Regions from separate parts of the Homo sapiens genome. Here all the other regions are linked to region 3. A link is an interaction called in ENCODE POLR2A ChIA-PET data of the cell type or tissue named here. Cell type or tissue: Panc1. All regions are shown on one strand. Links, peaks and the distances in the headings refer to the core of each region. The heading gives the core; the rest is flanking DNA.

Region 1 (7,544 bases), core at 1,503-5,502, 360 kb after region 3:
ACCATTAAATAGGATGAAGACTAATATAAGAATGAGAAAATTAATATGTCTTGGAGTTCAAAAAATATATCAAATCCCTTCTATATTTGGAAACCTTTTCTCTCCCATGACATATAACATTATCTTATACTTCTAATGGTCTAGGCCACTTTCAATTTCTCATTTGTGAGGTCACAAATCAAATTTGAGATCTTCATTTGCATGACTAGGAAAACTACTTTCCCCTACTTCTGGCTTGCCCTTTGACTATCACTTCTTAGTTTGACTTGACTCATTTGCATATAAAAATACTCCATTTTAGATGAAAGCTTTGTTGTGTTTTATATTTTTCCATTCTGATGAGTTTCTATGCTCCCCTTTTTTCCAGTTCCCCACTAAGACTTGCCTTCTCTGTCTCTTTGGTAGACTTTCTTCATAGCTTTTGAGCTCCTGGCTGCCTCTTTGAGGATGGGGGTCTGTCTGCCAGAGGCGGCTTTCAGCCCCGTCTGCTTCTGAGAATAGAACTTCTCTTGGAGATCTTTTCTTTTCTATTTCTGCCTTATTCCAAACCAGTGTTTAACCCCTCTAAGGCTTTCTCCTTTTCATCAAATCAGCACAAGAGAGGAAATTCCTCTTCCCTGGAATTATTCAGTAGTGTCCCTAGATCCTATGTGGTCCCTCTCTAGACAGGATTTTTTGCTTACTTGTTTGCTTTTTGTTTTTTTAAGTCAAGGCCATTTTCTGAGATTTTTACATAAATTAAAACAACAACAACAACAATGCAGTTTTCTACCATACATCACAAAGAGGCCCAAAAGCCTAGGTTTTGATTGCTAGCAACCAGATCTTAAAATAATGTTGGTGTTTTACCCCCCTATAAGTTGAAGCACAAATGGTGGTTCTACCATTGAAAGTTCTCTGTATTGCATTCACAGTTAGGACTTTGCAGCATTTGAGTTTGACTCCTACTTAATACTTTACTTTCCCAGTCTTATTTGGCAAATATGGTTAATTAATAGCCTTACTTTAATGGGGAAGCAAAGTTTCTCCTCCTTAGGCTTTATTAAGAGACCAATTGAGAAAAGAACAAAGGAAAAGTCTGCCTCAGGCACAGAGAAATATAAAGGATAATGACATTCCTTTGAACATGTTAGGTGGACATTTTTCCAGCTCCTATTTTTTCCCAAATAGTACATCAGCTTTTAGTGTATAAGAAAACATTAAGTAGTATTGGAGACACTTCTATTTGGGCCAGATTTCTTTCTATAATAATAGTTGTAGGGCTTTCAAATAATTCAAATTGCATATGTTTCACTTTATAATATTTTCCCCTTTCCAAGTCATCTGCCCAATATAAGAGAAATATTTGGATAATATCGTCCTCTTCCTCTTCTTCTTCCCCCTCCTTTTTCTCTTCCTCTTCTATGGCAAATTTCTATGCAGGCATAATATGTCTGATATTTCTATGAGGAAGTATAAAAAGAATATTCATGTCAACTGTAAACTTTCCAACCTAAAATTCCATAGGATATTAAATAGAATAAACATAAAAAGATATAGAGAAAATAGTACTGTGTTGGGCAAAGATAGGATTATTCTTATTCTTGGCTTAGCCCATGATTTCACGTGTGAAAAGGTTGTTTATGGATTATCTGTTTAACAAATTTCTAAGAATTTTCCTAGACTAATCTATTATTTCAAAAAATAGCCATATAGTTTCACTTAGTGATCCCTGAGATTATGTCTTATATCAGTTTCCGAAAAAAGATAGATTGCATTAATTCTTGAAAAATTATCTTTTTGTTAGCATGAACTTTGTATTTCTGGTTTCTCTCTAGTCCCTCACTTTTCCTGAAAAAACTCTGGCTAAGCCATTCCCATTTACTACACAACTACCTTAATTACAATTTAGAGAACCGACTGTGGCTGGGTTGAATGCATCAAAAAATACGTCTTCTGGTGATGAATCCTATCATTTACTCTGAACCAACACAGCTATAAGCTTTGCTTTTCACCTTCCTAATTAACAAGGAAAAACAAGGTTGAATTGTTAAGATACTTCCTTGTGTTAAAGCTGCATCTCAAGTCTCCATAAACATAAAATGCTTTTCTACCAGTCAGGGTAGTTTTGTAGATTACAATGCTTCCTCATCTCAAGGAATCAATCTAAGAGTACTGATGCATTTCATCACTGACTGAGTAAAGTCAAATTTATTATCATATTCATAAGTGGTATCAACCCTGTCTTTATCCTTAGCATAATAATATCAGTTGCAACTTATTATACATTAGTGAATCATTCTCTTTTTTCTTTTAGCTCATTATATGGGGAGAATCCTATTAGAAGAGGCCCACATTTTAAAATATTAAATATACCATTGTTCCTTCTCTCTGAATTGCTTTCTTATTTCAGGCCTGAGGGCAAAGATAGGAGTTTTAGCTCATACCATTCTTTCACAAACTTTGACTTTCACTAACATGTGTTAAGAAACATTGCCTACTTGGAAAGAAGGCAAAAAGAGGGTGACATGTTCTTTCAATATCATATCAGACCTTTAACAGGCCTGTCCAAGTATTATTTAATTATTCAGGACAATATACCTCTGTTTGATTATATCTAACTATTGATTAAAAATCCATTTTCTGTGAAGTTGCATGTTTTCTGGTAAATTTTTATCTGGTAGAGATTCAAATGATTTCTGCCCAGTAGAAAAGATAACCCCAAAGGTTATGGTTTTATTGCTCTATAGGATATATTAACCAGTTTTGTACGTGATACCATCTTATTCAAATGTTTTTGCTCCCATGCCTATATAATTCCCCTGCTCTACTCCTTTGAATCAGCGTTACTGTCTAGCTGGTTCTCTTATTAATAAGTTAAATAAATATTTAACTCATGCTCATTGTGTATTTGTATACATTATGTTACATAACTTCTTGAAAATTATACTTTGACAAGTGCCTCTCAAATGCATATATATATATATATATATATATATATATTTATGTTGGTGTGAGAGTTTTTTTCTAAAAAGTAATCAGCCAGAGAAGCAATCACTAATTAGTTTAGACAAATGAAAATTCATTTAAATCTATTTTAGTATCCAACACTACCTCAAGGACATATAAATCTCATTATTTAAAATATTGACTTTCTAACAATATGTTAAGGAATTGTCTTGGGTTCAATGCAACAGATGGAAGATCCTTAAGGCATGCTACCCTTAGTAGTGCAATTAACAGAAACATAGTCAAGCAGTCACCTTTATCCAGTGAGCGTTTCAAAAGAATTTTGATTACCATGGCTTGCATGAGAAAATATAAATTCCCTTCAATTTCTTCAACAACAATTTTATCCATACTGGAATTGAATTCATTTTTTAAAACAAACAAATGGCAGTACCTTTCTGCTTAAACTGATTATCCACGTAAGCCTATGCAGCCCTTTGTCGTTACTGTTGCTGTTGTTTTAATTCCCCATGTGACTGGTTTGTTAAAAAAAAAAAAAATTAAATGTTTTGAGCAGGTGATACCTAATGAACAAATATTTACAAAGTCAAAAAATATAACAATGTATACAGTAAAAAATTTTGCTTTTACTGCTGTCCCCATCATGCTATCACCGCACTTTCCCTTACTGGAAGTATCCTTCCAGGTCTTATTTATGAAAATAATAGCACCTATGACTATATCCTTATTTGACTCTCATTTCTACACATAAAGAAGCAAGCTATGCACAACGCTTGGTACTTTATCATTTTACTAAGGTAAATGGATATATTGGCGGTCTATTCATAGCAGTACATAAAATACTTTCTCACATATATATTCTAAACACAATGTAGCCTTCCTTACCTTAGGTAACAAATGATAACTTTAGTAATGAAATCTCAGATGAACACATAAGGGTACCATTCAATGCACTAAACATTTAAAATACCATTGAATATTCTAGGTGCTTGAGGTACAAAATATAATAAGACCCTGATCTGATCTTCAAAAAACTCAACAAAAGCAATAGGGAAAAGAATGCTTATTCAATAAATGGTGCTGGGTAATTGGCTATCCGTATAAAGTGACAAAAGTGGACTCAAGATGGATTAAAAACTTAAATGTGAGACCTCAAACTATAAAAATCCTAGAAGAAAACCTAGGAAATACCATTCTTGATATCAGCCTTGGCAAAGAATTTATGGTTAAGTCCTCAAAAGCAATTGCAACAAAAACAAAAATTCACAAGTGGGACCTAATTAAACTAAAGAGCTTCTGCACAGCAAGAGAAACTATCAAGGGAGTAAACAGACAACCTACAGTGGAAAAAATATTTGCAAATTATGCACCCAACAAAGGTCTAATATCCAGAATCTATAAGGAACTTAAGCAAATCAAAAAGCAAATAATCCCATGAAAATGTGAGCAAAGAACATGAACAGACGCTTCTCAAAAAAATGATACACAAGTGGCCCAAAACATATGAAAAAATGCTCATCATCACTAGTCATCAGAGAAATGCAACTCAAAACCACAATGAGATAGTATCTCACACCAGTCAGAATGCCTTTTCTTTCTTTCTTTCTCTCTCTCTTTCTTTCTTTCTCTCTCTCTTTCTTTTCTTTCTTTCTTTTTTTTTTTTTTTTTTGAGACACAGTCTCGCTCTGTCACTCAGCCTGTAGTGCAGTGACAACAATCTCGGCTCACTACAACCTCTGCCTCCTGGGTTCAAGTGATTCTCCTGCCTCAGCCTTCTGAGTAGCTGGGACTACAGGCATGTGCCACCACGCCTGGTTCATTTTTTTACTTTTAGTAGAGATGGAGTTTTGCCATGTTAGCCAGGCTGGTCTCAAACTCCTGGCTTCAAGTGATCCACCCTTCTCAGCCTCCCAAAGTACTGGGATTACAGGTGTGAGTCACCACTCCTGGCAGCAAGACTATTCTTAAAAAGTCAGAAAATAGCAGATGGTGAGGCCATGGAGAAAAGGGGACACTTATACACTGTCAGTGGGAGTATAAATTAGCCCAACCACGGTAGACAGCAGTTTGGAGATTTCTCAAAGAAATACAAGTTGAACTACCATTCGAGCCAACAATCCCATTACTGGGTATATTCCCAAAGGAAAAGAAATTGTTCCACTACAATGACACACACACCTTATGTCCATCACAGGACTATTCACAATAGCAAAAACATGGAATCGACCCAAGTGCCCAAGAACAGTGAATTGGATAAAAAAAAAAAGTGGTACATATATACCATGAAACACTACACAGCCATAAAAAAGAAGGAAATCATGTCCTTTGCAGCAACATGGATGCAGCTGGAGGCTAAGTGAACTAACACAAAAACAGAAAACCAAATATGGCATGTTCTCACTTATACGTGGGAGGTAAGCATAGGGTACTCATGGATATAAAGATGGAAACTATAGACATTGGGGACTATTAGAGGGTGGAGAGAGGGAGGGGGACACAGGCTGAAAAACTACCTATCGGGTATTATGCTCACTACTTGGGTGATGGGGTCAGTCCTACCCTAAACCATAAACCTACATATGCACCCCTTGATTCTAAAATAAACATTGAAAAAGGAAAAAAAAAAAGGAGAAACTCACTCTCTTGTAATAGAATCAGATATAACTAAAGTGCAGAGTGGTCAGTGCTATAATAAAAGCATTTTTTAAATGCACTGAGGAGATAATCCAAAGAGTGATTAATTCTGCCCTGGGGAATGTGGGAGAGAAGAAGTCGAAAAGACAACAAAGCACTTTGGGAGGCCGAGGTGGGTGGATCACCTGAGGTCAGGAGTTCAAGACCAGCCTGGCCAACATGGCAAAACCCTGTCTCTACTAAAAATACAAAAATTAGCCAGGCATGGTGGCATGCGCCTGTAAAAGCAGCTACTCGAGACGCTGAGCCAGGAGAATCACTGGAACCCGGGAGGCGGAGGTTGCAGTGAGCTGAGACTGCACCATTGCACTCCAGCCTGGGCAAAAAGAGCAAAACTCCATCTCAAACAAAAACAAAAACAAACAACAACAACAAACATATAAAACCCCACCAAAATATCATGACATTTGAGCAGTGGGTCTTGAAATAATAATATGATGCATACCTGAGTCATTTCTTAGTCTAAATGGCGAGGCTCACAATTTTTTAAAGAAATTATTTGACTCTAATTATCCTTTTTAAACTTTCCTCCCATTAGTCTACCCTAGGATATCAGGATAAGTAATTTTGCACTCTCCTTGGTGTTCACATCTTTTAAGTGTTTATAGATTGTTTCATGCTTTATCATCAGTTTGCCAAGCCCACCTAGCTTAGTGCCTTTCAATTCTTCTCCTGTGCCAGCTGCCTTTCTTCCATTCATGAGTGCAGCCTGTTCCTGACTTTCCAGCCCACATGACGCTGCTATATATTCTGAAAACAGATGTTCAGAAGCAGCCCTTTTCTAAATCTGAATATAAACAATTCCCTGGTATAGGGTTTCCTACCTTTCCAATGATTCCTGCCAGCTTAGTTCATTTGCACATTTCATTCCCAATCTATTTATCCCAATGTAATAGCTTAGTCACCAAGCTCTCATGCTAAATAAGAGCTCTTCAAATGCCAACCTGAACTCCTCCCAGTATGACTTGCTATCCATTTATTTTCATTCGTTTACAGTCTATTCAACCTTTCAGCTGGCTTTTCAACCATGAGATAGTGTCCATATAGATGTCAATTTTTATTAAGCTCCTAACTAATTTTAAAGCACTACACAAGCTGTTTTTCTGAAGTTCTGTACATCTGCTACTCTGCACTCCCACGTTCCTTAATGGTGTAATTCTCTAGAAATGACCTATCAAATATGATGAAGCTCATTGCTCATGATCTGCATTTTATGCCTCTTCTTTTCTCTTCCTGACCCAGGTCTGTGTGCTGGGACCACAATGACACTTAGTGGTCAGGCTAGAATGTTGGCTGGCCTAACGAGCCACTGTTATTCTTCACCAACTGTGGTGACTCCGTGGGGCACAATATTTTTAAAACTCTCTTTCCCCAAGATTCTCACCAGCCTAGAAATTGGCTGGCGTTCTGCTATTATTCTCATCTGAGAGCAATCAGTGAAGAGGTTTCAAGTACAGAGGCACAGTACATCACCTCCTTGAACTGCCAGCTTTGATTTAAGGACGAGAAAATCTTGAGCAGCCAAACAGAGCTCAAGGTTGAATTGTTTTACAAAAGTCTGACAATTTTGCCCAAATGCATCAATTTCTTTGATAGCATCAAATGATATTAACATGGCACACTATTTAAATTACAACCCCCAATATTCCTGACCTCCTTTTTCTGCTTTTTCTATTTAGCATTAGTCCCATGTGATATACTTTATATTATACCTACGTTTTATTTTTCTGTCTTTGCCTCCCCCCCTTTAATGTAAGCTCCATGAGGGAAGGGATTTTCCTCATGACTGTTTTCCTTTATGTTCAGTACCCAAAAAGGTGCCTTGAACATAGGAATTTCACAGTAGGTGTTGGATGGCTGAATGTATGAAGGAATGATTTTATATACAGTGCACATCAGCT
Region 2 (7,544 bases), core at 1,601-5,600, 290 kb before region 3:
GTGGCTTGCGCCTGTAATCCCAGCACTTTGGGAGGCCAAGACGGGGGATTGCTTGAGCCCAGGAATTCGAGACCAGCCTGGGCAACATGGCAAAACCTCATCTTTACAAAAAATACAAAAATCGTCAGGGCGTGGTGGTGTGTGCCTGTAGTCCCGGTTACTCGGGAGGCTGAGGCAGGAAGATCAACTGATTAAGCCCATGAGGTTGAGGCAGTGAGCTGTGCTCATACCACCACACTCCACTGGGTAACAGAACTCGAGACTCTGTCTCAAAATAAATACATGAATTAGTTAATTAATTAAAAATAAAATCAAACATTTTTTAAGAAGAGAGGCATGTCTGGGAACATTTACAGTCATAAATTAGCCAATTACAGTTCAAGGCAGACAAATGTATCTACTGCTCCTCCTTCCCAAGGCCCCACGCAAAATGAAGGGAAAAGATTTAAATTAAAATGAAATAAAAGGCCAGGGTCCTCGGCTCAGGCCTGTCATCCCAGCACTTTGGGAGGCTGAGACAGGTGGACTACTTGAGTCCAGGAGTTTGAGAACAGCCTGGGCAACATGGCAAAACCCCGACTCTACAGAAAAAAATAAAAATTAGCCATGAATGGTGGTGGTACCTGTACTCCTAGCTACTAGGGAGGCTAAGGTGGAAGGATCAACTGAGCCTGTGAGGTTGGGGCTGCAGTGAGCTGTGATCATACCACTGTACTCCAAACTGCATGACAGAGCAAGACCCTGTCTCAAAGATAAAATGAAACAACAGCACTGTTGCAAAGCGAGTAGATGTCACTGGATGATGATAAATTCTAAAGAATTTTGATCAGGTTGAAAGTAAAACAGACTGACAAAAAAACCCACGTTTAAGACATGAAAGGCTTTTCAAGGCCACACTAGAGAAGTTCCAAGTTATATACTAATCACAACTACAAGAAGGAAACAATGATGGTACTTCATCAGGGCACTGCATTACCCACATTCTGGACAGATGACCCCATCCTCTGACCCTGTGAACAGAGATGCTGATTGGTGGCAGCTTAAAGGTAAGGATAAAGCCAGAAAAGGAATCTCTATAAAAGGTGGGCATTCGCTGGGTGCAATGGCAAACACCTGCAATTTCGGCATTTTGAGAGGCCGAGGTGGGAGAACTGATTGAGCCCAGGAGTGTGAGGCCAGCCTGGGCAACATGGTATGACTCCATCTCCATAAAAAGTAAAAATTAGTTGGGGTGGTGGCACACTCCTGTGATCCCAGCTACTTGGGAGGCTGAGGTGAGAGGATCACTTGAGCCTCGAGGTTGAGGCTGGAGTGAGCCATGATCACATCACTGTACTCCCAGCCTGGGTGACAGAGCAAGACCCTGTCTGGGAGAAAAAAAAAGGGAGAGGGGGAAAGTGGGCATTGTTGCCAGGTAAGGCTTTCTGTGAGAGTAGCCAGGTTGGAGAGAGCAGTACAGCACAAAGATGAAGGCAACACTAGACCTCTAATGCTGAAAGAGAAATAAAAGGGGCTGGAAGCAAAAAGGGAGAAAAAGGAGGGAAAGAGGAAGGGATCTCTCACCATTTGAGTGAAATATACCAAAGCACTGCTCCTTGGAAGTACTGAAGACACCACAGTAACCCAAGAGAGCAGGGTACCATGTGCCTGCTGACTCCTCACCCATACTCCCTAGAAGGAGTACTGCTGGTCCATACCTGACCCCATTTCACAGAACCTGTCACCAAAACTACTATTCAAGAGAGAAGCCTCATAGAAAAAGAACCAATATACATACTGCAACAGAAACATACTTTAACTAACAATACTAACCAAGATGCACCAAAAATTTGCCAAAACCTAATAGTATAAAAGGTGCAAGAGGAACATACAGAAATCAGCGAACAGACAAACATATTTTAATTCTCATTAATATCCTCATAGGGACTCAAAAAACACACTGCAAGATTAAAAAACAAAATACGCCACATTTAAGAAAAAAACAAATAGCAATGGCTATTAAAAATTAGTAAAGCACTGGCCGGGTGTGGTGGCTCATGCCTGCAATCCCAGCACTTTGGGAGGCCGAGGCAGGCAGATCAGCTGAGGTCAGAAGTTCGAGACCAGCCTGGCCAACGTGGTGAAACCCTGTCTCTACTAAAAGAAAAAAGAGACAATACAAAAATTAGCTGAGAGTGCTGGCGCGCGCCTGTAGCTGCAGCTACTTGGGCGGCTGAGGCAGGAGAATCGCTTGAACTCAGGAAGTAGAGGTTGCAGTGAGCTGAGATCACACCACTGTACTCCAGCCTGGGTGACAAAGCAAGACTCCATCTCGGGGGGAAAAAAAAAAATTAAAGCATAAAAATCTCAACTGTGTAATAAAATGGGACATAACTAAACACCAAATTCATTTGCCTAGAATATAAACGTTTCCCAGAAAGTAAAGCAAAAAAACCCAAAAATATAGTTAAAAAAAAAAAGAAAAAGAAAATTTGACAATCTAGAGAGTCCAACATTTACTTACAACGTAAGACATGCAAAAGTGGAGAACAGAGAGAGATGGAAGGGGCAAGTTAAACTTTCCAAGAGCTGAAGAATGATTCAGTTGTCAAACTGAAAACACTCAACAGAGTAACATTAAAAACAAATTAAAAATACCTGTAGTAACTGGAGTCTCACCAGTAAAATTTCAGAATGCCAAGAAAGCTTCCAGAACAAAACCAGGATCACCTTAACACTCATCTTCTAATCAGAAGTAACAGGTGCTAGAAGACAATATAGCAGTGTCCACCAAGTTCTACAAGAAAAATACCTTGAAACAGCCAGGTGCGGTGGCTCACGCCTGCAATCCCAGCACTTTGGGAGGCCAAGGTGGACAGATCACCAGGTCAGGAGTTCGAGACCAGCCTGGCCAATATGATGAAACCACGTCTCTATTAAAAATACAAAAATTAGCTGGGCGTGGTGGCACACACCTGTAGTCCCAGGCACTCGGGAGGCTGAGGCAGAAGAATCGCTTGAACCCGGAGGCGGAAGTTGCAGTGAGCCAAGATGGAGCCACTGCACTCCAGCCTGGGTGACGGAGTGAGACTCCAACTCAAAAAAAGAAAAAAGTACCTTGAACGTATATTCCTATAACCCAAAGCTTCCCCAAATGCATGCTACCAACAGGTTACCAGGTGAGCAGCCAGAGGCCTTTGCTACAAGCAGTCTCATCCACCACACAAAGATTACCATTTTCTATCAATTTACGACATGAAAAAGCTTGAAAGCACTGCTGTCAAGTCAGATTTGCCACTGAGTCAAAATAAAGGCATTTTCAGACATTCAAGAACTGAAATTTTACTTATATGAAAAAACTGAAAAGGTAAAGTGGCAAAACAACAAAGAAAACACAACACGACCTGGAAGAAACAGTGGCAGCTGAGTATGAACCAGAAGTAACAAGTGAAAAAGAAAACAACAGTATACCCTTGTCACTGACAGTGGGAGATTCTCCTTTAATAACAAGTTAAATGACAGTATTATTTCCTTCCTCATAAATATAAGTAAATAATAGTCATAACAGTAATTGTTTTTCAATTTTAAAAATCATCCTACAGGAAAAAAGGAGGTTCAAAATCACGTAGTTGCAAACTCTAATCCTAGCTTGTCCAACCTGCATAAACATTCTTAAAACATTATGAGATTTTTTTGCGATTTTGTTTTCTAGCTCATCACCTATCATTAGTGTATATTATATATGGCCCAAGACAATTCTTCTTCTTCCATTGTGGCCCAGGGAAGCCAAATGACTGGACACCCCTGCTCTAATCCTTATCTTGTAAAAATAATAATATATTTAACTGGAAAAAGAAAATGTAAGGAAGAATAAATGCACTAATTTTCTCAAAGCTTTCAAATGAAATATGTCCCATAGTTAATACTGACTCTTTAGTATAATTTATCATTTAAAATAAAGCAAGCAAGAAATAAACAACTATTAACAGTGGCTGCCTCTAGAAAGCTTGGGGATGGGGGAAAAAGATCTTAGTTTTCTTCGTATCATTCTATCCTATTTGGAGATTCTGCTGCATGCATGCATTACTTTTAAATAATTTAAAAACTGATTTTGATTTCTAAAAAGTTATGGTAAGTCAGAATACCAGGTAGAAGTTAAGTAAGTCAGAATACCAAGTAGAAGTTAAGAACAAAATATATTTGTATTTACATGAATAATATTCACAATGCATTAGGTTATCAACAGAACAGTATGCATATGATCTCAAGTGTTATTAAACTACATATAAATCGTATTAAATATTTTTCACATATTTTTATATGCACCTGAAAGTGCATAAAAACACATTTGCAAGGTTACATATCGAAGTCTTAACAACAGCTGTATTTGGTGAATAGAATGAGCTCAAACTAAGAACTTTCAACATATCACTTTACAGTGTACATCTGTTCCATCTGGTTGGTTCACTCATTTTTACAATGTGTATGTATCGCATATAAAAGATAAACTGTTAGTGGACCAAAACAAAGCAGGATCTCAAAAGAGATACTTGTACACCCGTGTTCACAGCAGCACTATTCACAATAGCCGAAAGTCGGGAGCAACCAAAGTGTCCATCAACAGATAAACAAAACATGGTCTATATATACAGTGAAACATTAACCTTAAAAAGCAAGGAAATTCTGACACATGCTACAACATAGATGACTGTGAGGACGTTATGCTAAGTATATTAAGGTAGTTCATAAAAAGACAAACACTACATGATTCCACTTACATAAGGTACCTATAATACTCAAATTCATAAAGACAGAAAATAAGAATAGTGATTGCCAGTGGCTAGAGGCGAGAGGAATGAGAAGAAGTTGCTTAATGGGCACAGAGTTTCAGTTTTGCAGGATGAATACTGGAGACTGATTGTAGTGCAGGGTAGACAAGAGACAAAATTCAGGCTTAGCCCAGGAGGCTTCTTGGCTTCACCCAGGAAAGAATTCAGGGTGAACCAGTGGTGTTTGACAGCAATTTTAGTGGAAGCAGCAGCAGAAGTACTGCTCCTTGCAGAGCAGGGCTCCCCCATTAGCAGTATGACCAGAGGGCCAGCTCAGGAGCAGTTCTGTAGTCACATTTATACCTACTCTTAATTACACCTACTCTTAATTACACGCAAACTAAGGAACAGGTTCTGCAGAAATTTCTAGAAGTGGGGTAACGTCTAGGTTGTTGTCACGGAAAGGGACAGAAACTTTCAGGTGTTGCCATGGCAATGATAAACTAACATGACACTGGTGGGCATGTCTTTATGGAGAAGTGTTTTCATCTCTTCCCTGCTTCAGCTAGTCTTCACCTGGTGCAAAGTCCAAGCCCCAACTCTGGAGTCAAGTCCCGTCTCCTACCTCAGTAGGAATTTACTTAACACTATTGAACTATACATTTTTTAACAGTTAATATAGTAAATTTTTATGTCTATTTACGATTAAAATAAGTAAATTTAAGAAGCAAGTGAAATAAAAATTTAAAATAATAAATTTACAATAATAAATTAGTGGCATCAAGGGAAATACAGTCAATCCTCACCAATTCATGGATTTCACATTTATGAATTTGCCTGCTTGCACCAAAATTAATACTTGCAGCACTTTTGCAATCATATGTGGACATGCACAAAATGATGAAAAATTTGAGGTGCCCATTGTACACTTACCCACCTGAAGACAAAAAAAAGACAGCATTCTGCCTTGTTTCAGCCATCATATGGCAAACAAATGTCCTTTGGGTGGTCTATTTAGTGCCACGTTTTTGCATGTTTGTGCTTTCTGTTGGTCATTTCACTATTTAAAATAGCACTTGATCACTATGCTTAGGGCTATCTAGTATTGCTAAGTACAAAAAGGCTGCAGAGAAAATATGTGTGGGAAATAAGCTTTGTTCATATGAGTTTTAGTGCTGTTGACTCTAAATGCAATATTAATCAATCAACAATATATATTAGGAAGTTATCTTTAAACAGAAACACACAGTTACTATTGATCAGCTGACAAAAATGTTATGACCGAGGCCTACAGGAACCTAACCCTGCATATTCCCGTAGGAGCGATGCTCAGTATTTGCTAAGTCAGTGTTCAAGGCAACTATAAAGAACATAACTACAGTGAATGACAAAAATCAACTGTATCTACAAGTCAAAAAAAAAAGGGAAGGAATATTATAGGCAAAGATATTAATTTATGTCAACCACTTTAATGTGATTTTAAAACTTGTAAATGCTGTAAGTTTTTTACAGTACGTGAAGTGATGATGGGGCAGGGGGATATTTATTCCTAAATTTAAAATATTTATCAGCTAACCTTTGAAATTAAACTTTTTGTTATGTGTGAAAAGCACCTGGCTCAGTGCCTGTGCAAGTGAAAATTCAGTAAAATACTAGATTATATTTATCTCATTAAATTATTGTAACTACCATGTGAAGTAGGTAAATGAGCAAACTTTCAAGGTGATGGGAATCTGAGAATATTATCCAATTGTTTAGGTTTCAATTCAGTGAGGGTACAGCTAATTATATAAGATGGGTCTCTGATAGTTCATTCAGGCTCTAACAGAATTAAATTATCAACTGTGGTCATCTGCAATGAAGTGACTAAAGAAAACAACGCTTTGGGGAACAAGTGAGACTGGTAGAAATCTATGAAGGTCATGCCACAGATATACGAGGACAGTGGAGTGGGGATGACTGCTTCTAACAGTGTTGGAGTTAAGAAAGTGACATATTCAGGCCGGGCATGGTGGCTCATGCCTGTAATCCCAGCACTTTGGGAGGCAGGCGGATCACCTGAGGTAGGGAGTTTAAGACCAGCCTGACCAACATGGAGAAACCCCGTCTCTACTAAAAATACAAAATTAGCTGGGCATGGTGCTATATGCCTGTAATCCCAGCTACTCAGGAGGCTGGGGCACGAAAATCGCTTGAACCCCGGGAGGCGGAGGTTGGAGTGAGCTGAGATCACACCACTGCACTCCAGCCTGGGAAACAAGAGCAAAACTCCGTCTCAAAAAAAAACACAAAGTGACATATTCACAGCATAAATTTTTGACTCATGGCACTGACAAAGAAAGAGGCAGTTACTAAGTACAACATTAAAGAATCGTTCTCCATCTTAAGCCAAGGTTAGAAAACGTTTTTCTGTAAAGGGCCAGATAGTAATTCTTCCAAGGCCAAAGGTCTCTGTTGCAACTACTCAACTGTGTAGTTGTGAAGTGAAAGCAGCCATAACCTGGCCGGGCGCGGTGGCTCACGCCTGTAATCCCAGCACTTTGGGAGGCCAAGGCGGGTGGATCATGAGGTCAGGAGATCGAGACCATCCTGGCTAGCACAGTGAAACCCCATCTCTACTTTAGAAAAAAAAAAATTGGCTGGGTGTGGTAGCGGGTGCCTGTAGTTCCAGCTACTCAGAGGCTGAGGCAGGAGAATGGCGTGAACCCAGGAGGCGGAGCTTGCAGTGCGCCGAGATTGCACCACTGCACTCCAGCCTGGGCGACAGAGGGAGACTCCGTCCCAAAAAAAAAGAAA
Region 3 (7,544 bases), core at 1,744-5,743:
ATCTGCATTCTGGAGGAGTGGCATAATTCATCTCGGGTGCGTTTTTTTGTGTGTTTTTTTTTTTTTTTTTTTTTTTTTCAGGCCAGCAATTACTCAGGAGTAATTCTGAATATGGACAACAGAATCCAGATAAACCTCATATTTGAAAAGCCAAATTTAAGACTTGACACATACATCCAAAGATAGGTATTAATCCACAGTTTGCAAGAAGTAAGAATTAGCACCCTATACAAGAAACAAAAAAGGAGAAACAATAATTCAGTCAAATTGTGGCATTGTATCTATTTACGCACAGCAACAACTACCTCTGTTTATTGTCATGCTCATTCAGGTTATAAGAGTGTTACTGCTTTTTGGCTTTACATCTTGTAATACAGTGGTTCCCCACCACCCCCTCCATTGTGATCAAGGACTGAAGCGGCGGGGGGGAAGAGAGAGACTTAGTGAGCCATGACACAATTAAGATTTTGCATTGTAATGTCTCTCTGGTTTGTTGTGTTTTGTCAAAGACATGCCTGGTATCTATTGTTTTTATTATTTCCAGCTGTCCTAATTATTTCTCTCATTTGATTTTAATTCAGCTTTCAAAGAGGAGCTGGCTTGCCAGGTGGTTACTATTTTTTCTAAACTCTTTCAGCTCTAATTAAAAAAGACGTCCAAAGAAAGTCATTATTTCAGCATTTACTTGTAACATATTTATGACCCCATTGAAGAGGGAGTCACGTGTTCTCAGGCTGATTTCTATTGTTTGCACTGCACTCAGGCTCAAGGAGATAAGAAATAGGCACAGCCTTCGGAATGAGTGTGAATTTCTTCTTAAAGGAAAAAAAAAGCTGCTTTCTTCACTGGAAAGAAATAAAACGTTGTAATAAGGCAAATGTCGCATATAAATACCCTTAAAAAAGTAGTCCAAATTAAGATTCATTGCTGCTTAAACTTTTAGTTTTCATGAGCTAGGTTTATTTGTGTTAGATTTTAATAACTGAAATACTAAAGTTGGTGAAAAAGGATATAAAAGGCTGGATCTAGGGACAAAGGGGAACATGAGGCCAAGTTCAGCTCCTTAGGGTTTGTTGGGCCATTTATTGATTTATTTATCTTTGGGAAGTGAAACAAATAAGTAAATTTTCTCATTATTAATTAACAGGTCAATTATCATCTGCTCTGCAGTTTCCTTTGGGAGAGGCAGAGCCCTGCATTCACAGATGTTTTCCCATCTTTACTCCATCAACCTTCTCCCCAACTTGCCTCATTGCCGAAGGGTAATCTCAGTCCCATCTGGATCTATCCTCTTCACCCTTGCCATGTGCCCCCGATGCCTCTTCACTAACTTCCTTGGCTATCCTGTCACATCTAGGCACCACCACCTTTCACTCCTCCTAATGTCTTTTTTTTTTTTTTTTTTTTTGTGAGACAGAGTCTTGCTCTGTTGCCCAGACTGGAGTGCAGTGGTACAATCTTTGCTCACTGCAACTTTCGCCTCCCAGGTTCAAGCAATTCTCATGCCTCAGCCTCCCGGGTAGCTGGGACTATGGGCATGCACTATCATGCCTGGCTAATTTTTGTATTTTAGTAGAGACTGGGTTTCACCATGTTGCCCAGGCTGGTCTTGAACTCCTGAGTTCAGGCAATCCACCTGCTTCGGCCTCCCAAAGTGCAGGGATTACAGGCCTGAGCCACCACACCTGGCCACTCCTCCTAATTTCAAGTCTGATTGCTCAGTGGTGAAGGAGACACAAATGTTACTACAGACAGTCCCAGGCTCACAATGGTTCAACTTCACAATATTTTCGACTTAGGATGGGTTTATCAGGATGGAACCCCATAGTAAGTAGAGGAACATCTGTACCTTGAAAGTTGGACTTATGGGGTCTCCCAGAGGCCTTGGTATACTCAAATATTTCACAATATAGTCAGCAGCCTGTGCTGCCCCAGGGAGGGTGGGCTCCCGTATAGGCATCTGCATTGCTCCCGTTAACTTCGTTAGAAGCATCTACCAATTTGTGCTGAGCACATGAAAGAGCTGGTGAAATTCCTTGATGCTCTCAGCCTGCTTTAATGCACACGTATTAAAATTACTTAGCAACAGGGAATCATGTCAAGATGGAGGCCCGCTGAGCCATGGTGTTATTTTTTTGTAAAATGGGGGCTCTGAGAGATGGGGCGGATGTGAGGGTTCAATAGTATATGTTTCAAAGCAGGCTTCAATAGATAGAAGATCCTGTCCCTTCCACCCCCAGGTAGGTATTCCAACCTCAAATTATTTCTCTAGGGTAGGTCAGTGGAAAGTGTGGGTAGAGTCCTTGGGTATTGTAGTGTTGTTACTTGAGGCTATATGTGTCCCTGCTAGACTCATCCTTGCAAATGGAAGTCACGACTTACGAATAACTTCCAAAGTGTTCTAGGAATGCTTGGGCTAAGACAGTCATTTAAACTTTTAAAAAAGAAACCTAGACTGAGCGCGGTGGCTCACGCCTGTAATCTCAGCACTTTGGGAGGCTGAGGCGGGCAGATCATGAGGTCAAGAGATCAAGACCATCCTGGCCAACATGGTGAAATCCCGTCTCTACTAAAAATACAAAAATTAGCTGGGTGTGGTGGTGCACACCTGTAATCCCAGCTGCTCGGGAGGCTGAGGCAGGAGAATCACTTGAACCCAGAAGGTGGAAGTTATAGTGAACAGAGATGGTGCCACTGCACTTCAGCCTGGTGATAGAGTGAGACTCTGTCTCAAAAAAAAAAAAAGAAACCTAAGGCTAGAATTATGGACATGACCTTTTCCCTCTCTTTGAGGAATAGGAGGATAGTTTCTGGAAGAAAGAGCTCAATGCATAAAAACAGTCCTGCACTCAGAATTGTAAAATGTGTGTTTGAACTGGTTCTAGATGTAGTTTTAAATATTAGCCCTGACACAAGTCGAGTACCATTTTTGTCCTTTCACACAGAAAAACACCCAGGCTTATCTGATTCAGGCTCAGCACAGCCACGTGTGCCCAGGCACATCCATGCTTCCCATCAGTCATAGCCAGCGGCAGGCTGCTCCCCTCGTGAGCAGTGGCCCAGGCCAACCACCTCACCTGCTTCCTTTGCTCCACTGTGACCAAGAATGTCTCCATCCTGATTTCTAGGACTCCTCCTTAACCCAGGACTGAGAATCCTACCTGCCCTCCCTTAGCGAGCACCCAGCTAGTGGTTGAGGAGGAGATTAGAGGCAGGTGGTGGTTTCTTGTTGTTCACTTGTAGGAGGACTCGGATTCTCGCTATACTGAACTGGGCACCTCAAAAACTCCATCTCCCTGGCTCCCCAACTCCTGTCATTTGGAAGCAAAGGTCTAATTACCAGAATCTCCAGGTTTCTGGAACTGCCATCCAGAAATGATTCTGGGAGAATATCTTTGTAGCACAGCCTAGATAGAAATAATCGTCTAATCTTGGATTTACATAAAAAGATAATTTTGTACTCCATTGCAATTTCTAAAATAATTTTTAAAAACTGTGCACTTAAAGCTATTTTTTGCATATGTACGTGATAATGGATATGAGGACCTTTACTTAATGCTGTTTTAGGCATATGTGTGTGGTAACAGTACAATGGCTTTTGTGAATAAATTAAAATGTAATTATTTGCTAATAACCTAGAGCAGCTTTCTCACCTCGGGCTTTTCACCCTTTTGTGCCAGCTTAACTTCTGCTCCTCTTCCGGTCCCTTCCTCAAGGAGGCCTTCCCTTACTCTCTGGGCCAGGTGACTTCCCTCTGCCGTGCTTATTATTATTATTATTATTATTATTATTACCTGAGACACAGTCTCGCTCTGTCACCTAGGCTATAGTGCAGTCATGCGATCTCGGCTCACTGCAATCTCCGCCTCCCGGGTTCACGCCATTCTCCTGGCTTAGCCTCCTGAGTAGTGGGGACTACAGGCGCCCCCCATCAAGCCCGGCTAATTTTTTGTATTTTTAGTAAAGACTGGGTTTCGTCATGTTGGCCAGGCTGATCTGGAACTCCTGACCTCAGGTGATCCACCTGCCTCTGCCTCCCAAAGTGCTGGGATCACAGACGTGAGCCACTGCACCTGGCCATGTGCTTATTATTTTAATTTTTACTAATTATTATTAAAGACTTATTAGTGTCAAAGAAGCAGCCAAGAGGCTCCGGGATCATATGGCACACATTTGAGTCTTGGCTGTGTCTCTTATTTGCTTTGTGATGTTGGGTAATTTGTTTCAGTTTTCTGTGTCTCACTTTCCCTACATATAAAATAAAGTAATGAAAGTATATACCTGTAGAGTTGTAGCAAGAACTAAATAAAAAATACTCCAGAAAAATTCACACAGAGCCCGGCACATAGAATACTTCCATAAATGCAAACTATAAAATGTCCTTATTGCCCACTAGACTGAACTGTAAGCTTCATGAGAGGAGGCTTTATGTTTGTCTTGCTCATGACTCTGAAGGGCTGAGAGCCTACTGCTTACTGATTGCTTAAATGATGACTAAAAGAAACACCTTTTCTTGCACTTACCTGGGTCCCTAGACTTCCAGAAATCAAATTTGTTGAGTGAATCTCAACAAGAAGCTATCTAAGGTTGGAAGCTTAATTTAGTCTTATTATTAGTTTTACTCTTTTGTTATTATTTTTATTAATATATTAATGCATCTTTAATATCTTTAAGATAACATCTCGTATCATACCTTTATCATAACTTTCCTGCCCCCTCCCCAGAATCTTATTGATATGTTGTATAAAAGGAATAGTGGCCAGGTGCAGTGGCTCATGCCTGTAATCCCAACACTTTGGGAGGCCAACATAGGTGGATCACTTGAGGTCAGGAGTTCCAGACCAGCTTGGCCAACACTTGGCCAACATGGGGAAACTCTGTCTCTACTAAAAATACAAAAATTAGCTGGGCGTGGTAGTGCGTTCCTGTAATCCCAGCTACTTGGGAGGCTGACGCAGGAGAATCGCTTGAACCTGGGGGCGGAGGTTGTAAGGTTGCAGTGAGCCAGGATGGCACCACTGCACTCCAGCCTGGGCGACAGAGCGAGACTCTGTCTCAAAAAAAAAAAAAAAAAAAAAGAAAAGAAAAGAAAAGAAAATATCTTCAGGAGTTCGAGACCAGCATGTCTAACATAGCAAAATCCCGTCTCAACTAAAAATACTAATATTAGCTGGGCATGGTGGCATCCTAGCTACTCAAGAGGCTGAAGCAGGAGAGTTGCTTGAGCCTGGGAGGTGGAGGTTGCAGTGAGCTGAGATCGCACCACTGCACTCCAGCCTGGGCAATAGGATGAGACTCCAACTCAAAAAAAAAAGAAAAAGTAAAAGAAAAAGAAAATAGATAACACATTATTAATCAAAGTTTATAGTTTACATTAGGGTTCACCTTTGGTATTTATTCTATGGATTTGACAAAAGTATAGTACCATGTATCTTCCATTATAAATACAAAGTTGCATTTCTTTTTCTACTTCTTGGTTCATATCACTCTTAAGAAGTAGTCAGAGCTCTTCCTGGTCACAGCTCTTGAGCCCAATATACCATCTGCCTCCTCCTCCTATTTTAGCCATCTCAAATCTTTTATAGACTCACAGCCTCAAATGTGTTGGCACTGAATAGGACCTTAGGGATCCAAGGCCAGCTCCATCATTTTACAGATGAGAAAATTGAGCCTCAGAAAGGGAAGTAATTGCCCAGCATCCGGAGCTAGTTAATGGAAGGGCTGAGACCAGACCACTGGACTCTTAATTGAGCTCTCCTGCCAATATGCCACACCCCCATTGCTTTGCATTGACATCACTCAACTTTTTAAAAATTTTCTTTAACACATTATAGATCTTCTTTTACTAGAGAACATTAACATTTCCTTTAAGAGATGTTAAACTGACCAGGTTTTCTTGCTTTCTTTTTCTTCTTTTTTCTTACTTAGGGAATCTATTTAGGTTACTCTTTGGGTCTGAATCGGGTCTGTAGAACTGAATTGCTTGGTGAAGTTAGGCCAATATTCAGCTAGAAAATAACCCACATAAGTTGTGCAGTGTTCTGCTCAGACAGTTAGCAATGATGCCCCAAATTCCCAAATCATACAGGGAGCATTGAGATCCAACATTTAGCCTTTCTAAAATGAATTTTAGATAGTCTTTTCCTGGAACAGTCTCTTAAGGATTGCTTTGATAGTTATATGGAAAAAAAGATACAATGCTACTGATTTAAATAGAAGACAGATTAAGAATCTGAAGTGTCATTATATCTTTTAGCAGGCAAACTCACAAATGGAGTAAGTTTCGAAATAGAATTTGCTGATTGAAATGAGTGAGAAACATTTATAACTTTAGTATCAGAGAATGCTCTGGTATAAAAACCTAGGCTATCTTTTAGGGAAGTTACATGTTTCCGCCTTGAGCAGGGTCATCCAACCTCTTCCAAGGCCACATGGTGGCTGATCAGAAGGGACAGGTCATTTCCAGCTCACTCACACATTATACCAAGAAGACATTACATTTATTCATCAACTAAAAATCACTAATAACATGTTATTAAAAAATAGCAATGAAACCCCAAGCAATAAGAAAAAGCGATCTTTGTGTTCAAAGCTTAAGACATGATAAAAGTCATAAATTGCTAAACTTATGTAATATCCATTAAAAAAATTATCTAACTGTCACAGCAGAGACCAATTTTTCACCACGCAAAATGTGACATCATCTCTAAAGGCCCCTGCTACGAGAGGCATTTGCCAGTATTGTGGGTGTATTCTTAAAGGCTAATTAAAAACTTTCAGCCCTTAGGTTTCAACACTACAGTTTTGCTACAGCAAAGTGAGATAGGGAAACTTAAGTCTGATGGGCTATGCCAGATGCCAAGGGGCAAAGTTCCAGGCTCTCTTATAATCCAATTGACACATGCAATATTTATTACAGAGCAGCAGGAGTTCATGATTTCATCAATAGGCTGGCAGATTAGATGATTTTTTTTCAATTGAATAACTGGTCTACAATAATGGAATTCTATATCAGGTGTGGAATAAGCCAGTGGTCTGTTCTTTTATACCTCCAGTTAGTGCAGTAAACAAGGTGCCAGAATGGCGTGCTGTACGGGATGGAAAGAACATGCCCTTTTAATGGTTTCCAATAGTGGTTTTGATAGTTACTTGAGATCATAAAGCAAACATTAAAAGGGCTACCTTTGCCAGATTTCGTGTGCTTGGGTGACGAGAATGTATAGCTATGGCAAAAAAAAAAAAAAATTAAGGCAGCTATAAGGGGGTGGCTCTGTTTCTTTCTTCAGAGTAATGTTAACATTTTCTCCATATTTCCTGAATAATTTGCCCTTAACAAGCTAGGAATGTTGATTCCTACACATACAATTGGAGTGGATGCTGTGTATAAATTCAGGATGCTCTGGTACCTTCAGGTTCTCCCAAAAATCAGGGGAGATACTAAAAATATTTAACTGCTAGTAAGATACAAAATGACCAATCGAATTGGATCCCGGCCAGGATGCTTTACCTGCAGGCAGAATGTAAGCCCTGCCAGGCCTTCTGTT
Region 4 (7,544 bases), core at 1,675-5,674, 66 kb before region 3:
CTTCCTTTTCCACTGAGATAATTTCAGTGAGAATAACCTGGACATGGTTGTGCTCCTCTTCACCCCACCCTTTCCCTCTACCATAGACTGAGTTGAAGAACTACTCCTATTCCTTCCTAGGTATGGTCAGCTGTCTCTCCTCACCCTTCATTCCCCATTGCACAAACCACCTTCTCAGGTTGTTGTTGTTTGGAAGAAGATAGTTCAAAGCGGGCTGGGCGTGGTGTCTCACACCTGTAATCCTAGCACTTTGGGAGGCCAAGGTGGGCAGATCACATGAGGTCAGGAGTTTGAGATAAGCCTGGCCAACATGGTGAAACCCTGTCTCTACTAAAAATACAAAAAAATTAGTCAGGGGTGGTGGTGCACGCCTGTAGTCCCAGCTACGTGGGAGGCTGAGGCAGGAGAATCACTTGAACCCGGGAGGTGGAGGTTGCAGTGAGCTGAGATTGTGCCACTGCACCCCAGCCTGGGCAACAGAGTGAGACTCCGTCTCACAATAAACAAACAAACAAATAAACAAAAGAAAATAGTTCAAAGGAAGCCACAAACTTTTTTTTTTTTTTTGAGACAGAGTCTCGCTCTGTCACCTAGGCTGGAGTGCAGTGGTATGATCTCGGCTCACTGCAACCTCCGCCTCCCGGGTTCAAGCAATTCTACCTCAGCCTCCAGAGTAGCTGGGACTACAGGCATGCGCCATCACGCCCGGCTAATTTTTGTATTGTTAGTACAGACGGGGTTTCACCGTGTTAGCCAGGATGGTCTTGATCTCCTGACCTCGTGATCTGCATGCCTTGGCCTCCCAAAGTGCTGGGATTACAGGCGTGAGCCACGGCACCCAGCCTAAGCCACGAATTTCTAAAGGAGATAGCTGGTAATCCAGCGTGCCCTTTTGTTTTTCTTTTTCTTTTTTCTTTTTTTTTTTCTTTTGAGACGGAGTCTTGCTCTGTCACCCAGGCTGGAGTGCAGTGGCGCAATCTCGGCTCACTGCAAGCTCAGCCTCCAGGGTTCACGCCATTCTCCTGCCTCAGCGTCCTGAGTAGCTGGGACTACAGGTGCCCGCCACCACACCTGGCTAACTTTTTGTATTTTTAGTAGAGACGGGGTTTCATCGCGTTAGCCAGGAGGGTCTCCATCTCCGGACCTCATGATCCGCCTACCTCGGCCTCCCAAAGTGCAGGGATTACAGGCGTGAGCCACTGGGCCCGGCCCGCCCTTTTGTTCTTTACTTGTATTTTCTTCTTTGTAGTTCTGGGGCTTTGCAAGAATTTCCAATATGAGCTAAAGCAGCCTCTGGAGGGTAAGCCGGTCTTCCGTGCTCCTGGCTATTTAATCTGTTCTCACCAATGAGAATACTGAGGGCTTTAAGCAGTCAGTTCCGGCTGGGGGCAGTGGCTCAGGCCTGTAATCCCAGCACTTTGGGAGGCTGAGGTGGGTGAATCACCCAAGGTCAGGAGTTCGAGACCAGCCTGACCAACATGGAGAAGCCCCATCTCTACTAAAAATACCAAATTAGCCGGGCATGGTGGCAGGCGCCTGTCATCCCAGCTACTTGGGAGGCTGAGGCGGGAGAATCGCTTGAACCTGGGAGGCGGAGGTTGCGGTGAGCCAAGATCGCGCCATTGCACTCCAGCCTGGATGACAGAGCGAGACTCTGTCTCAAAAAAAAAAAAAAAAAAGTTTCATTCTGGAGTCACCTTAGGGATTTGGGCTCCATTTTAGGGTGTACCTGAGAAATTCAGTCTAGGACACTTAAAATAATTTTAAATCAAATGTATTCTCTTAGATGGTGATTGGAGAGGATGAGATCACTGGAGGCTGTATACAAAGAGAAGAGAGACAGAAAACAAAACCCAGGGATCATATTAAACTAATACTTAAAAGGATCATCAGCAAAAGAGATTGGGAAGAAATAGCCAGAGAAGAAGACAGAAAACCAGGAATTTTTTGTTTGTTTGTTTGCTTTTTTTTTTTATTTTTTGCAAGGATGTTAAGGGTAGTAAGAGAATTCAACAGTGTGAAAACAGCTAACAGATCACAGAAATAAACCGTTGGTTCTGGCCTAAGGGGATGAGTAGCTGTCTTGGCAAGAGCAGTTTCTGGAGAGAAGTAGCAGGTGGGAAACTACAGTGGGTGAGAAGAAAGTGGGTGGTGTGGCCAAGGAGGCAGTTATTGGAGACAACCATTTATTTATTTATTTATGTTTGTTTGTTTGTTTTTTGAGACAGAGTTTCACTCTTGTTGCCCAGGCTGGAGTGCAGTGGCGCGATCTCGGCTCACTGCAACCTCCACCTCCCGGGTTCAAGCGATTCTCCTGCCTCAGCCTCCCAAGTAGCTGGGGTTACAGGCATTCACCACCACGCCCAGCTAATTTTTTTGTATTTTTAGTAGAGATGGGGTATCTCCATGTTGGTCAGGTTGGTCTTGAACTCCCGACTCCAGGTGATCCGCCTGCCTCAGCCTCCCAGAGTGCTAGGATTACAGGAGTGAGCCACCGTGCCTGGCCAACACAACCTTTTAATAAAGATTGCATTGTGTTGGAGGCATATATAGGTATATATGAAGACGGGCACTGCGTCAGCATACTAATAATGCGGATGATGGCAAGGAGCCAGCAGAGAGGGAGAGCTTTCAGCTGTGAAGAGAACAAGGACAAATAATAGTGGAAAGTGGGAGAAAATGTCAGAAAGGTTGCAATCTAGAGGGGAGTAAAATTTATGATGCATTGAAAGTCTCCCCCACTTCCTTTTACATGAGGATGAGAGAATAGAATGTGGAAACGAATATGTCTCCATCATCGCACTCACAGGGTGGTTTTCTGTTTAATTTGCTCACTAGTTTTCGAGCTATTGCAGGGGCACTTCACATATTTAGCTCTGTATTTCCACTTTTTTTTTTTTTTTTTAGATGGAGTCTCACTCTGTTGCCCAGGCTGGAGTGAAGTGGCATGATCTCTGCTCACTGCAGCCTCCGCCTTCCGGGTTTATGTGATTCTGCCTTCTCAGCCTCCTGAGTAGCTAGGCTATAGGCATGCACCACCACACCCGGTTAATTTTTTTGTAATTTTAATAGAGATGGAGTTTCACCATGTTGGCCAGGCTAGTCTGGAACTCCTGATCTCAGGCGATCTGCCCACCTCAGCCTCCCAAAGTGCTGGAATTACAGGCATGAGCTACCGCGCCTGGCCTGTATTTCCACTTCTTTTTGTTTGTCTGTTTGTTTGTTTGTTTGTTTTGAGACAAAGTCTCACTCTTGTCCCCCAGGCTGGAGTGCGATGGTGCTATCTCGGCTCACTGCAACCTCCGCCTCCCGGGTTCAAGTGATTCACCTGCCTTGGCCTCTCTGAGTAGCTGGGATTACAGGTTCCTGCCACCAGGCCCAGCTAATTTTTGTATTTTTAGTAGAGATAGGGTTTCCCCATGTTGGCCAGGCTGGTCCAGAACTTCTGACCTCAGATGATCCACCAGCCTTGGCCTCCCAAAGTGTTGGGATTACGGGCGTGAGCCACTGTGCCCGGTATTTCCACTTCTTAACTCAACTTCTGCACTTAGTAGGCATTATGATTAGTGAGTATAATTTTAGTATTTATTGATGCAATCAAAGTTATTTTTTTAAAAACAAAAGGGTAGAGCATTAGGCTCCACTTTTTTTTTTTTTTTTTTTTTTTGAGACAGAGTCTTGCTGTTGTTGCCCAGGCTAGAGTGCAGTGGCACAATCTTGGCTCACTGCACCCTCCACCTCCTGAGTTCAAGCAATTCTCCTGCCTCAGCCTCCCAAGTAGCTGGGATTACAGGCGCCCACCACCAGGCCCAGCTAATTTTTTTGTATTTTTAGTAGAGACGGGGTTTCACCATGTTGGCCAGGCTAGTCTTGAACTCCTGACCTCGTGATCTGTTCACCTCAGCCTCCCAAAGTGCTGAGATTACAGGCGTGAGCCACCGTGCCCCGCCTAGGCTCCATTTGTAAGACAAACAACGACAACAACAACAACAAAAACAACCCACCGTGGGCCAGGCTCGGTGGCTCACGCCTGTAATCCCAGCACTTTGGTAGGCTGAGGCGGGTGGATCACGAGTCAGGAGATCGAGACCGTCCTGGCTAACATGGTGAAACCCCATCTCTACTAAAAATACAAAAAATTAGCCAGGCATGGTGGCGGGCGCCTGTAGTCCCAGCTACTCGGGAGGCTGAGGTGGGAGAATGGCATGAACCCAGGAGGCAGAGCTTGCAGTGAGCCGAGATTGCGCCACTGCACTCCAGCCTGGGCGACAGAGTGAGACTCCGACTCAAAAAAAAAAACAAAACAAAAACAAAAACAAAACCCACCAAACAAACCCCCAAAACAAAAAAACAAAAAAACCAACCCATGACAGAGGATGAAAGATAAAGGAGAGCAGTTCCTACCAAGTTTCAAGCCTGGCTGCTAATTTCTCCATATGCATGACAGTCAATCAATCATCAATCAATCAGGAAACAACCCAGGTGCATTATTAAGTGGCTTCACTTTTCAGGTCAGCTGTGCTGGGTTGGCTGCATACAAACATGATTTTAAATTTCTTATTTCCACAGAGAAATTCAAAGACCTACAGTTTATGTATTCAGAATCCTCATGATGTAGACACACTACTCAAAATACATTGTAGAGATATTAAGAAATACAAGTCACAAGACCAATACAAAATATTAGATGTTCTCCCCCAAATTCTTTAGCTTGGGATTTGTTTTTGTTTGCCACGTAGCTTTACTATTGCAGAACAGTTTTGTGATGTGCCTCTTCTTCTAGGACGTGGATTTGTTAAGAATCTGCCGCAGTAAGAATATAGGCAGCTATATAAACTGTCCAAGTGAGAACTCCCTTGGTCCAAAAGATTGTCAGCTGTTTTAATTGAATCCATTTATTAGCCTGTCTCATCAGCACATGCTCCTAAGATTGTGTACAAGAATATGAATACATATCCAGGGCTAGACAATTCATGATTTTGTTATTAAAAGAAAGTCACTGGTAGAATTCCATCCATAAATATTTGACTAGAATTACAGAGGGACTGGCAGGCTGCATTCATTCAAATTGGCTTTACTGGTCAACTTTTCAGTTGAAGCCTGTGAGACATTTGCCAAAAAATGAGTGAAAAATCAAGCTCTATCCCAAAGTGTAACTTGGAAGTATCCTAACTATTTGTAGGGCAGGTCTTTAGCTGGTAACCCGACCTGGTCAATTCCTTTCTAAAATAGCCCCTGCATCTGTCTCATTTTCTTCATTACTTCTATTACCAGCTGATCCAAGCCTTTATATCTCACCAAGCAGTTACTGCAACAGTTGCCAACTGGTCCCTGTGCTTCCAGGCTCTCCCAACTTCAATTCAAACTCTGTCAAGGGGACGTTTTTTTAGATCACCACTCCCCCTTGTTCATTTCTTTGTTTAAAAATCTAAGTGCAAATTCTGGTATATTGTGATTAACGCTTAAGAATGCCTGTCTTTGAGAGGAAGGTGTTATAATATTAATGAACAGTGCTAAATACACTGTACGTATCTATAATTTAATCTTTGAATGTATGTTACTGGATTAGCTCCCTCCTCCTTCTGTGTGATGGCATCATGCATGGAGTCAATCAAATCCTTGTGATGTTTTGCATGGACTTTGGCAACATGTAAATAATGTGTAAAGCAAGTTTTTATGATGAAGGAATCAAATTTATTGAATTTTATTATTGAAAGTTGAAACTTAACATGTATGGACAAAAAACAATAAAAGAATATACTCTTTTCATGGACAACAACAACAACAAAACTACGTGCCTCGATATTGTTTACTGAATCAAGTAGAGATTTTATTTTGAAGCAAGATTATTTATTAGCATAACTAAGACCATATGCCTTGATTAAAAGTAACATAAAAAGTAGAGAGACTAGGTTCTTTCTAGGAAATGTCAAGGAAGAAAGGCATTAAAGAACTGTGAGAAATGAAAAAGACTGTAGTTCAAACCAGGGTCATCCAGGGCCTGGTGCTTATATGACTGTGGGAAGGCCTTTTTAAAAAAAAAATTAGAAAGTACATACATACAAAATTAGATGTAGGTCTTGGAAGGAATCAGGGCTTAGGCTTTATTAGCTTAGTAGTAAATCTACCTCTGGGTCAAACAAACATGGCCTAATAACTGAGTTTATTTGTTTTGAATATTCATATTTGGATCAAAGTGATACAATCATGTGGTATCAACTCAAATTGTGCAGAAAAGTTTATAACAAGATTCTCTGGTCCCCCACCCTCCTCATCCTTAGTTCCAGCCCCAGAGACAACCTATTTTAGCTTTATCTTTCCTTTGGTGTTTATCACAAAAGGTTTAGTAATATATGCTCATAATTTTTTTATGATTAATCAAATTTAAATAGTACCTATTGACTCATTGCTATGGCATATGAGGATTTATCTTATTTTATGCCACCTCCTCTCAATGTTTGGTAGTAATTATTATTGCTTTTATTATTGTTTAGTAGCTTAGTCTAGTAACTAGCTTTAATTTTAGTTTTGTGTAATTTAGAAATTGCTCCATGATCTAATTCCACTGTCATTCAATGTGTAGCATTTCTGCTGGTTTCTTTTGTTGCTTCCCTTGCACACTAGATTCATAGTGCCCCTCTCTTCCAGCCCCACCCCCTTTGCCTATTGAAGTCCTTTCCATCCTTCAAAGCCCAGATCAATTCTTACCTCATCCATAAATCTCAGCTGTTCCAATAGACTTTGTTATCTCTCTTTGAATGCTTCTCACTTGACTTCTGCAACACGCAATTTAGCACTTAATTATAAAGCTTATTGTTTGTTTTTGAGCCCAGCCGCCTCCCCCTCCCTGGAGCCAGTCACTATATCTGTTGCAAGGCTGGCTCTCAATAAGTGTTTATTGAACTGAATCATTCTGTTCTCTGTTTCAGATTTGTGAGTCTTACCTGCCTCACTAGATTATAAATGCCACATATTCTTGCATTTTCCCATAGTGTAAAACATAGAGTAGGTACTCAATAATAAAAATTGTTGAATAATTCTGATCTTTTGCTTCATCCACATTATCTTGTAGCATTTCTCCTGCATTTACTGGAAGGTAGGAGAGGGTAAGTGAAAGCATACTATTTAGTTTTAACTCTGGGCCATATTTTTAAAAATATATTTTATCTACCTTTTCTTCGTGAGCGTAATTCTTTTTCCTCATTCACTCACTGAGTTCCCAAGAAGGTTGTTAAATATGGCTTAAAAATTATCCTTCAAGGCAGTTTTTGTGTGCAGAAAAGATTACTGAGTTTTTTCGCTTTAAAAATTAATAATCAATTAATTAATGTTACAAATCCACACATGTAGTTCTTTTTAAGCTTTTAAGTTCAGTTTATAAATCTTATTTTTCTGTTTATAAATCGAGCAAATTTTAACAATCATTTTTAAAGCAGCCTTTGACTAATATTTGGTCCTTTTCACAAACTTAAATAAACAGCCTGGAACACTTTAAATTTCATTTATGATTTAAATGTGCTTGATTTTCCTTTTATAGACTTTAG

Evidence for each region. ChIA-PET counts read pairs that join two places held together with the same protein. Peaks named below come from ENCODE experiments on the same cell type or tissue, not always from the same donor. Only the 100,000 strongest peaks of a DNase experiment are listed, where the experiment ranks them.
Region 1: POLR2A ChIA-PET joins it to region 3 with 5 read pairs; 4 of 35 experiments call an interaction of 5 or more read pairs at or near these places.
Region 2: POLR2A ChIA-PET joins it to region 3 with 6 read pairs; 3 of 35 experiments call an interaction of 5 or more read pairs at or near these places.
Region 4: POLR2A ChIA-PET joins it to region 3 with 8 read pairs; 11 of 35 experiments call an interaction of 5 or more read pairs at or near these places.

The regions. Positions count from the first base shown.
Region 1 is chr3:177,795,855-177,803,398 of GRCh38, forward strand. No RefSeq gene overlaps it. Among named protein-coding and RNA genes, the nearest start is that of LINC02015, 17 kb to the right of the region's middle. In Panc1, for the core only: no CTCF peak of the experiment used is centred there; no DNase peak of the experiment used is centred there; H3K27ac peaks cover 424 bases.
Region 2 is chr3:177,137,222-177,144,765 of GRCh38, forward strand. All of the region lies in intron 1 of TBL1XR1 (TBL1X/Y related 1), which reads right to left. Among named protein-coding and RNA genes, the nearest start is that of TBL1XR1, 56 kb to the right of the region's middle. RefSeq lists a silencer at 7,320-7,544. In Panc1, for the core only: no CTCF peak of the experiment used is centred there; no DNase peak of the experiment used is centred there; H3K27ac peaks cover 1,758 bases.
Region 3 is chr3:177,431,309-177,438,852 of GRCh38, forward strand. No RefSeq gene overlaps it. Among named protein-coding and RNA genes, the nearest start is that of LINC00578, 6.8 kb to the right of the region's middle. In Panc1, for the core only: no CTCF peak of the experiment used is centred there; no DNase peak of the experiment used is centred there; H3K27ac peaks cover 275 bases.
Region 4 is chr3:177,365,340-177,372,883 of GRCh38, forward strand. No RefSeq gene overlaps it. Among named protein-coding and RNA genes, the nearest start is that of LINC00578, 73 kb to the right of the region's middle. RefSeq lists an enhancer at 506-1,007. In Panc1, for the core only: no CTCF peak of the experiment used is centred there; no DNase peak of the experiment used is centred there; H3K27ac peaks cover 1,779 bases.